2 separate regions of the Homo sapiens genome follow, and region 1 is linked to region 2. The links are chromatin contacts, found by Hi-C or POLR2A ChIA-PET in ENCODE. All regions are on one chromosome and are shown on one strand. The core of a region is the stretch at or near the end of the contact, and the rest is flanking DNA. Distances in the headings are between cores, read along the strand shown. Region 1 overlaps BZW1-AS1 (BZW1 antisense RNA 1). Region 2 overlaps LINC01792 (long intergenic non-protein coding RNA 1792).

What was found. A loop is a pair of places that touch in the nucleus more often than their neighbours do. ChIA-PET counts read pairs that join two places held with the same protein, here RNA polymerase II (POLR2A). Pooled maps may share reads with other maps.
Region 1: a map of PC-9 shows a loop between it and region 2 (10-fold over the local background). The contact joins two enhancer-like sites. A Hi-C loop is called at or near these places in 12 of 168 maps with a recorded cell type or tissue (CD4-positive, alpha-beta T cell, Caco-2, HepG2 and 9 more), 1 of 37 single-sample maps with no recorded cell type and 11 of 50 pooled maps. POLR2A ChIA-PET finds 5 or more read pairs at or near these places in 9 of 52 experiments (H1, MCF 10A, OCI-LY7 and 6 more).

The regions. Positions count from the first base shown.
Region 1 is chr2:200,785,743-200,790,329 of GRCh38, reverse strand. The region is part of intron 3 of BZW1-AS1 (BZW1 antisense RNA 1); the gene reads left to right. It also overlaps the pseudogene AOX3P-AOX2P and the pseudogene AOX2P. Among named protein-coding and RNA genes, the nearest start is that of BZW1, 24 kb to the left of the region's middle. RefSeq lists an enhancer at 2,505-3,021. Within about 2 kb of position 3,314, at least 10 of the 41 ENCODE cell types and tissues checked have a DNase peak (open chromatin) inside an H3K27ac peak, as active enhancers do; they include PC-3, PC-9, endothelial cell of umbilical vein and 1 more, where a contact is called at or near this core.
Region 2 is chr2:200,711,392-200,715,963 of GRCh38, reverse strand. It overlaps LINC01792 (long intergenic non-protein coding RNA 1792), which reads left to right. Exons shown (of 3, transcript NR_037886.1): 3 at 1,834-3,659. It also overlaps the pseudogene AOX3P-AOX2P and the pseudogene AOX3P. Among named protein-coding and RNA genes, the nearest start is that of LINC01792, 21 kb to the left of the region's middle. RefSeq lists an enhancer at 2,570-2,849. Within about 2 kb of position 2,768, at least 35 of the 41 ENCODE cell types and tissues checked have a DNase peak (open chromatin) inside an H3K27ac peak, as active enhancers do; they include PC-3, PC-9, endothelial cell of umbilical vein and 1 more, where a contact is called at or near this core.

The DNA.
Region 1 (4,587 bases), core at 2,065-4,564, 74 kb before region 2:
ACACAGGGCAAAATTCCTCAGTTTAGCTGTGGCAGATTTGGGTCTACTATTCTGCTAAAGTTATGGAATTTTTAGTCTCTCTTTTTTTTTTTTTTTTTTTAAAGACAGGGTCCTGCTCTATCACCCAGGCTGGAGTGCAGTGGCACAATCAAGCTCACTGCAGCCTCAAATTCCTGGGCTCAGGCGATCCTCCAACCTTAGCCTCCTGAGTAGCTGGGACTATAGGCATGCGCTACCATGCCTGGCTAATTTTTTTGGGTTTTGGTAGAGACACAAATATACATTCAATAACAGTATCAGAGACTCTCTCTTTAGGAGTAAGAATGGCTACTCTGTGAAATGTCATCAAGCATTGCAGGGAAATAATTCAGTTCCTGCATCCTGGGACAAACGTATTCAATGTGGAACCAGTTTCACAGCCAATAAAACCTCTTCTAAGACAGCATGAGAGGCTAGAAGAATGTGGTTAAGAATGAGTACATGCCTGTCTGAGTGTGTGCGTGCATGTGTGTCTGTGTGCGTACATGCATGTCTGTGTGAGTACATGCATGCATGTATGTGTGTGTGTCTCATGGGAACAGGTCAATAGGTTGAGCATTCTGAGGAAGACACCATGGGAGACTCTACTCTCAGTCTGTCCTGAGCCATGCAGTCTGATCTATGTTCCATCTCAAGGAATCCAGGTGACTGAAGCATGTCCGTGCTGGTCTAAGGCCCTGCCAATTATCTGTCTCGCTGTGTTGCCCAGGCTGATCTTGAACTTCTGATCTCAAGTGATCCTCCTGCCTCAGCCTTCCAAAGTGCTGGGGTTACAGGCAAGAGCCTCTGTGCCTGGCCACTTCTAGCGAATCTTTAAACCTAAGGGTGGTCTTAGGGATCCCTGACTCAATCATCTTCACCATCATCATCATCAATATGTATTGACCATTTACTATGTGCAACAACTGCCAACTGCTTTAGTATTATCTTATTCAATTCTCACAACAATCCTGTAAAGTAACTAGAGTTATTCTCTCCACTACCCCACCTCTCCCTCATTTTATAGATAAGAAAACTGAGTGATCAGAGAACTTAAATAAAGCATCAAAGGTAGAGCTGGGGCTGGGTCCTGTGCCTCATGCCTGTAATCCCTGCACTTTGGGAGGCTGAGGTGGGCAGATCGCTTGAGCTCAGGAGTTTGACACCAGCCTGGGCAACATGGTGAAACCTTGTCTCTACAAAAAATACAAAAACTAGCTGGGTATGGTGGTGTGCACCTGTAGTCCCAGCTACTCGGGAGGCCGAGGTGGGAGGATCACTTTAACCTGGGAGGCGGTGGTTGCAGTGAGCCGAGATTGTGCCACTGCACTCCAGCCTGGGTGACAGAGCAAGACTCCATCTCAAAAAAAAAGTAGAGCTGGAATTGAAACCCAGATTCACTCTACTCAGGGCCTGTCTCAAGCACTAAGCTAAAATAGTTCATTGTAACTCTTCTCCTTGGCAGGATGAGATGGCTCTCTTTTCTCCTGTTTTATATTCTGCATCTCTTATTTCCTCCCTTAAACTGAGGAATGCCTCCAGCTTTTGCCTCTTCCCTTTTAGGTGTTCTCCCTATCTCTCCCTTTCCTCTGCTCCTACAAACCTAAGGAGGAAGAGATCACATAGGAGAGTTTTTAGATACAAAAATATACATTCAATAACAGTATCAGAGACTCTCCCTTCAGGAGTAAGAATGGCTACTCTGTGAAATGTCACCAAGCATTGCAGGGAAATGATTCAGTTCCTGCATCCTGGGACAAACATATTCAATGTGGAATCAGTTTCACAGCCAATAAAACCTCTTCCAAGACAGCATGAGAGGCTAGAAGAATGTGGTTAAGAATGAGTACATGCCTGTCTGAGTGTGCGTGTGCATGTGTGTCTGTGTGCGTACATGCGTGTCTGTGTGAGTACATGCATGCATGTATGTGTATGTGTCTCATGGGAACAGGTCAATAGGTTGAGCATTCTGAGGAAGACACCATGGGAGACTCTACTCTCAGTCTGTCCTGAGCCGTGCAGTCTGCTCTGTGTTCCATCTCAAGGAATCCAGGTGACCGAAGCATGTCCGTGCTGGTCTAAGGCCCTACCAATTATCTGTAGCTGAGATTATAGCTGAACAGGCTGGAGATTTCATGTTTTCACATGTTGTGGTAAATGAGCCCCAAGAAATAGAATACAGTCTTGTAGGGCTGGTAGATGTCTCCCCCAGCTCAGAGAAATCCAGGGCTGTGTATAGAGTATGGGGTTGAGCAGGCTTCATCTTGAACGGCTAGTGTTTGGGAGTGAACTGCCCGAGAGGAGTGGGTAAACCAGGCGTCTGGCAGCATGCAAAATGTTCACGTGCCTCTCCTCCTTCAGCAGGGAGGAAGGGCTCCAGATACTGAACTAAACAGGTGGCGCTTTTAATGCTGCCAGTTCTCACTGAGTCTGGGCATCTAGAAATGCAAAAGAAGCAGGGAGGGAAAATGAGACGTGGGGATGTGAGAGACGCAGTGCTGTAAAGGAGGGGAGTCCGTGGATGGAGACTGTATTAGGGTTTGCGGCGTAGGAAGAAGGTGAAGGCCGTTAGAAACTAGCCATTGGTCAGTCTCATAGAATAGCAGATTCTATGAAGGACAGGCATGGCCATTTGGAACTGAGGACTGATCTAAGAATGAAGGACTTTTCCCACTAGGGTACGATAAGATCATGCGTCAGCCTAACGCAGGACATGAGCCATTTGTTATGATTGCAAAGATTTCTTATGAGTCAGCGTGTTCCAGGCTGCCCCTTCAGAAGTGGGGTAAGCTGAAACCTGCTTATAAACCTGTTTCCAAGCTGAGGTGTCTGATTTTAACTTCCAGGAGATGGAAACTGAAGCTGTTAATTGGCTCTACATGGCCTCCCACTATGGCAGCCCACATAGACCACATTTGGTGATTACTCAATAAATAACGTTTTGCTGTTGGTGATATTAAGATAACATGTAAAAAATGTCTGCCTATTCCACATTCTCCAAGGCAGTATTTTTCTAATTTTTGAGGGTATGGAACCCTTCATGTCTCTGAATCCTAAATATATATTTTTTTTAAATGAAATCACTGTTTCTAAGGAGAAGTCCTCATATGAAAGTGTTAAATATGTATATCTTTAAAGGAAGTTTACTTTTTTCCCCTTGTGGAATTTAAGATGACTGTACAAAACACATTTTCCAGGAAATACATATTTTTCTTTCTCCCATCACCGAAAAGGAAATTACATAGAGATGATGTTTCTGGCCACGCCTAGTTGAGCCGGACTGACCTGCTGGGCTCAGAGTAGAAACCAGCAACACTGTCCTCACCAGAAATTAACCACCTGAGAAACAGCCATGCAAAAATGGCAGCCAGCATTAGGCTGTGATTAAGGTTAAACAAACCCAAACATGTTAAAAAAAAAAAAAAAACCTTTTGACATAGTAAATGCTCATTCATACAGTATGATTTTTTTGGTAACAAACATGCCTTAGGCTTCTTACCAATGCCTGCCTTTTTTGAAGCTAATTTACCCATGAAAATGAAGCTGCTAGTTAGAAGAGTTGTTGTTTATTCTGGCCTCAGCAGGTCAACTTGATTTAATGTGGAAACACTTTTCAAGCCTTTTGGGAGAGGCATATTTTGAAGAAGGTCATTAACAGTTTATGGGTTTTTGGTGATGACCTTAACACTAATATTTACAGAGTGACTCATATTTACACAGTATTTTTACATGCATTATTTTATTTAATTCCGAGGGAAAAGTACTGAGTGTTTTACCATCATTTCTATTTAAGAAATAGATCTAGTCGGGCTGTTATTTACCTTATGGCTATAAGGAGGTTATTAAAAGAGGAGGTCTTGAACTTTTCAATACTCATGCTCTAGTATACAGACACTCTGACTCCCTGACCTTCTTATTCATTAGAACAAATTGTGTTTTGACAAGGGCATTCAAAGGCCCAATGCAAAGACTGTTAATATATATGTTTCTTATTCTTTCTCTCTTTCTATATACACATTTGCATAGTACAGCATTGTGTACCAGTGTGAATCATTATATATTTCAATTAAAAACCATGTTGTAATTTGATCAAATGTATTAAAAATGTAAATTCTGGCTGGCACGGTGGTTCATGCCTGTAATCTCAGCACTTTGGGAAGCTGAGGCAGGTGGATCACGAAGTCAAGAGTTTGAGACATAACCAACATGGTGAAACCCTGTCTCTACTGAAAATACAAAGATTAGCCGGGCGTGGTGGCGTGCACCTGTAATCCCAGCTACTCAGGAGGCTGACGCAGGAGAATCGCTTGAATCCTGGAGGCGGAGGCTGCAGTGAGCCAAAACTGCACCACTGCACTCCAGCCTGGGAAACAGAGACTCTGTCTCAAAAAAAAAAAGAGTAAATTCTGATATGGGGTCAGATTTGTTCTAAGATGCTTTAGAAATTGGTCTGTGTGAGCAGCCAGGCTATAAGAACTTCAGGAGGCCTGCTGTGGCTTCTAAGGGGATGAATTAATTATAGTCACTAAAGATCTAAAGAAGTAGACCTGAAGTGTGATAAAGCATATG
Region 2 (4,572 bases), core at 1,519-4,018:
GGCTGTGATGAAAGGGCTGCATTCATACCCAGTTGCTGAGAGTATGGATTGAAACCATCTTCCTAAAGGCCAGTTTTAAGAACCTAAAAAATAGACAGAAATTCCACTTTTAGGAATGTGTTCTAAGGAAATCATCGGAAATATCTGCAGATTTATGTTTTAGAGTATTTACAGAATATTATTTGTCCCCCCAAATGGGGATTGGTTAAATAAGTTATAGCACATCCATTTGAATAAAAAACAAACACATATCCATTAAAAATCCTGTTTTGAAAAATCTTTAGTGTCATAGGAAAATGTTTGTGATATACTATTATCTGAAAAAAAGAATGTAGGATTATATATATAAAATGTGATCTTGAAAAAAATGTGTTTTACACCAGTTAGAATGGCGATCATTAAAAAGTCAGGAAACAACAGGTGCTGGAGTGGATGTGGAGAAACAGGAACACTTTTACACTGTTGGTGGGACTGTAAACTAGTTCAACCATTGTGGAAGTCAGTGTGGCGATTCCTCAGGGATCTAGAACTAGAAATACCATTTGACCCAGCCATCCCATTACTGGGTATATACCCAAAGGATTATAAATCATGCTGCTATAAAGACACATGCACATGTATGTTTATTGCGGCACTATTTACAATAGCAAAGACTTGGAACCAACCCAAATGTCCAACAATGACAGACTGGATTAAGAAAATGTGGCACATATACACCATGGAATACTATGCAGCCATAAAAAAGGATGAGTTCATGTCCTTTGCAGGGAAGTGGATGAAACTGGAAACCATCATTCTCAGCAAACTATCGCAAGGACAAAAAACCAAACACCGCATGTTCTCACTCATAGGTGGGAATTGAACAATGAGAACACTTGGACACAGGAAGGGGAACATCACACACCAGGGACTTTTGTGGGGTGGGAGGAGGGGGGAGGGATAGCATTAGGAGCTATACCTAATGCTAAATGACGAGTTAATGGGTGCAGCACACCAACATGGCAGATGTATACATATGTAACAAACCTGCACATTGTGCACATGTACCCTAAAACTTAAAGTATAATAATAATAAAATAAAAAATGTGTTTTATGTATTCACATATTTATATACACCCTAATAATCCTTAAAATTACAAGGAAGTCTATTAAAATTATAATAGCATGTTAAGAAATATTATCCAAAACTTGGAAAAATAGACAAGATTCACTGAATGGCCTTTCAATGCATTTTGGAACACAGTCTAGCAAGTCCATTCCATGGTTATCTCATTCTCTAAGGGAATGTTCCTTTGTTGAACTTGTTTACTATTGATTGGGGGCTAGACTCTGTGAAGCTACATAAGAACATGTAGATTTTCTTTTCTAGTAAAGAATCAAATTATTTCTGTCCTGTAGGAAGGCAACCTCAAAGGTTACAGTTTTATTACCTGTAAGATATTAACCGGTTTTTTACCTAAACTAGCAACCTTCGTCATTGTGCTGGCATGCCTATATGCTCAGTCTCTCAAATTCACTTTCATCCAGTTTTATCATTTTGCTGGTTCCCTCATTGTCGAGTTAAATAAATCTTTGACATTTGCTTACTTAAGATTTGTATGAGAATCAAGTTTTTAATACAGTATTTAAAAAATACTTTGGCAATGGCCATATATAGCTGGTAGGTTTACAGGAGATTTTGATTTTCTTTTTATATTCTTCTGTATTTGTCGAATGTCCATTAAAGGACATGTTTTACTTTTATAAAAAGAAAGCACAAAAATGTCTGTATGTATATACACATGCATTCTATATTAATTTCTCAGGCTGTACTTTCCCTAACTCTATACCCAGTAACAGGCCAACCTCCCGAAGATGCATAAAGACACCTTTGCCGTTGACCAGGCAGACCCTGCATCCACAGGACATAGAGAGAAAGGTGCTCCCTGAACACTGATCTGGATAAGCATTGCTGGGTCAGTGCAGAGGCGTCCATTTCCCCAGTCTGCCGAGCTGGCCTAAAGCTGAGGACCTCTTAGTGGGAGCTGAGGACATGTGCCTGAAGAGGCAAGCCCTTGACTGATGGAAATTGGAGTCTGAGTTCCATGTGGGGGACTGGGAAGCACAGCAAGGTCTGAAATGGGAGACCCAGGGAAGGGCAGAGAGGACCAAAGGAGGAAGGGGGTCTACAGTGTGGGAAACAGCCTGGACGCAACAGCCGGGGGAGGAGGCCTGCTCTGGCCCCAGTGGCCCCTTGTAAGCAGGAAAGGCAGCTGGCTAGACCTCTTCTGTGTTATTCACTCTGATTTTATCCTTTATCTTCCCCTCCCAACCTCACCTCCTTTCTAACCCCAAAGCCATGCAGCTAATATGACTAAGATTGCTGGGCGTTTGCTTGGAAATGCAAATGAGAATTTCTGGTAGTTTCCTAGTTTCCTTGATCTCCTTTGTCAAGTTTATTGAGGGGAAAGGACTCTCGGTTAAAAAAAAAAAAAAAAGAAAATCCAGATTTTGAACACCAGCTCTCTTTAATGCCAACTTCCTGAGGAGCTGCCCAGCTCTGTAACAACCTGGAACAGAGGCGCCATCACAGACTTGGCTCTGACGGGCGGCACAGCAAGAAGCCTTGCTCGCGTGTGGGACGTGCCCGTTCTGGCCTGGAGAGAGGGCCCAGAGACACCACCTCGCCACCGCCACCTGATTACTCATTGTCACCAATGAGATGACAAGAACTGATGACGCATTTCCCTTTTGCTGCACTCTGACACCTCAGAGACCACAGCAGAGAAAAAGCTGCTTTTGTAAAACTGGAACATGAACTACGCGGACGCCCCAGAGGAGGTCTCTGCTGCCCTCTGTTGCTGGCTTCTTAGTAACCCTAACCATTTTTAAGAATACAGTATTTGGTTTCAGTAACTTTATTACATGAAAAGTATGCTCGGAGGAAAAAATGTGTCAAATTTAATCAGTCGTGGGTACTATCAACATTTTAAATTGTTGCCAATCTAATAGAGGAAAATGGTATCTCATTGCTGTTTTAATTTTCATTTTAAAAATTCTAAGTGAGGCTCAAAATAGTTTATTTTTCCAGTTTCCTGCCAGTGGGTATACTTTTCTTTTTTTGTTTTTTTAATCTTTTTTTATTGATTTAGAAAAGTTTTTGCTGTAAATGCGTTTCTTTTTATACTAATGCTTTTCTCTGTTATATAGTCAAATTTATCAGTCTTTTCTTTATAACTTCCGGCTTTCATGTTCCTTAGGCTATGGATTTTTTTAAATGCATGCATATATTTAGTATAGTTTTTAGTATTTAAAACTTTAATCAATCTGGAATTTATTTTTATTGTAAAGTGGGAAATAGAAGTACAGCTTTATGTTTCTTTGTTTTTAAAATGGCTTGCAAGTTGTACCAATATTCTTCCTTAAATGCTCCATTTTATGGCTTACTTGAAGTGCATTTTTGCTTCTAATGAGACCTGACTTTCTGGCCTATTTCAGGACTTTACATTGTTCTGTTGGTCTGTTTTTCTCCTCCTGTATCAGTACCTATAATGTGTAACTACTAGACATGTATTAATGTAATAGAATACATTTCAATATTATATAGGGCTAGTTTCCCCTCTTGACTATTCTTATTATACATTTTTTATCTTTCTAGATAAACTTTAAAATCAAGTTTTTAAAAGACACTGTTGATGTTTTGATTGGGAATGTGTTATATTTAATTTATAAGAGAAAATTGATACTGTTATATTTTGTGTCCTTGTAGCTAAGGCTTATGTCTTTCCCTTTTAAAATTTGTCTTTTTTTAAAGTTCACCAATAGATTTTAAAAGTTCTTTTCATGTTGGCCCTGCACATATTTTTGTTGATTTTATCCCTAGAGTTATTTTTTGGTTGTTACTATAAACGGGAACTGTTATTCCATTGTATTTTCTGATTATTGCTTGAATACAGCATTTCCACAGCTGATCCTTTCCTAAAAGCTGACACTATGACAGCAGTTGGAAATTAAAAAGGAAAGCCATGGCAAAAGACAGTCACAGCTCCACTTGGCTGTTCTGTTCTTTCAGAAAACGTAGTGACCTCGTATGAGTACATCCCCTGAGGTAGGGTCAAAAGAAAGTCTGTTAGGACACCTAAGAGTTTCTTGGAGATGTCAGGATATCCACCGGGGTTCTGAAGTAAAGATGCTGTCATTATTTTAATATAAATGATCAATTATGAAGATATAGTTGATTGGTATAAAACCATTTTTAAAATCTATATTGCTGCATAGTCTTCAGACTTTTATTTTCATTGCCGTGGGGAAGTTTGTATGAATTAGAGGAGCTCCATGGTTTTCATCCTATAAGGGACTTCAGAAAAATAGCATGAAAGCAAAACTGTGGTAGGGTCAACACACGGTGCTCCTTTATTTGGTTTGAGGTGTAAGTTAATAAATCACCTTCTGATAAGCTGCTGACAGAATTTATTTGCACCAACTGTAGTAGGGCCACCTCCTCCATATAGACACTGAAGTCCACAGTGGTGTTTGTGCCGTCTTTGAAAAGGACTGTCATTCCAGCATTCATAACCGCCAGGGCATTTTGCT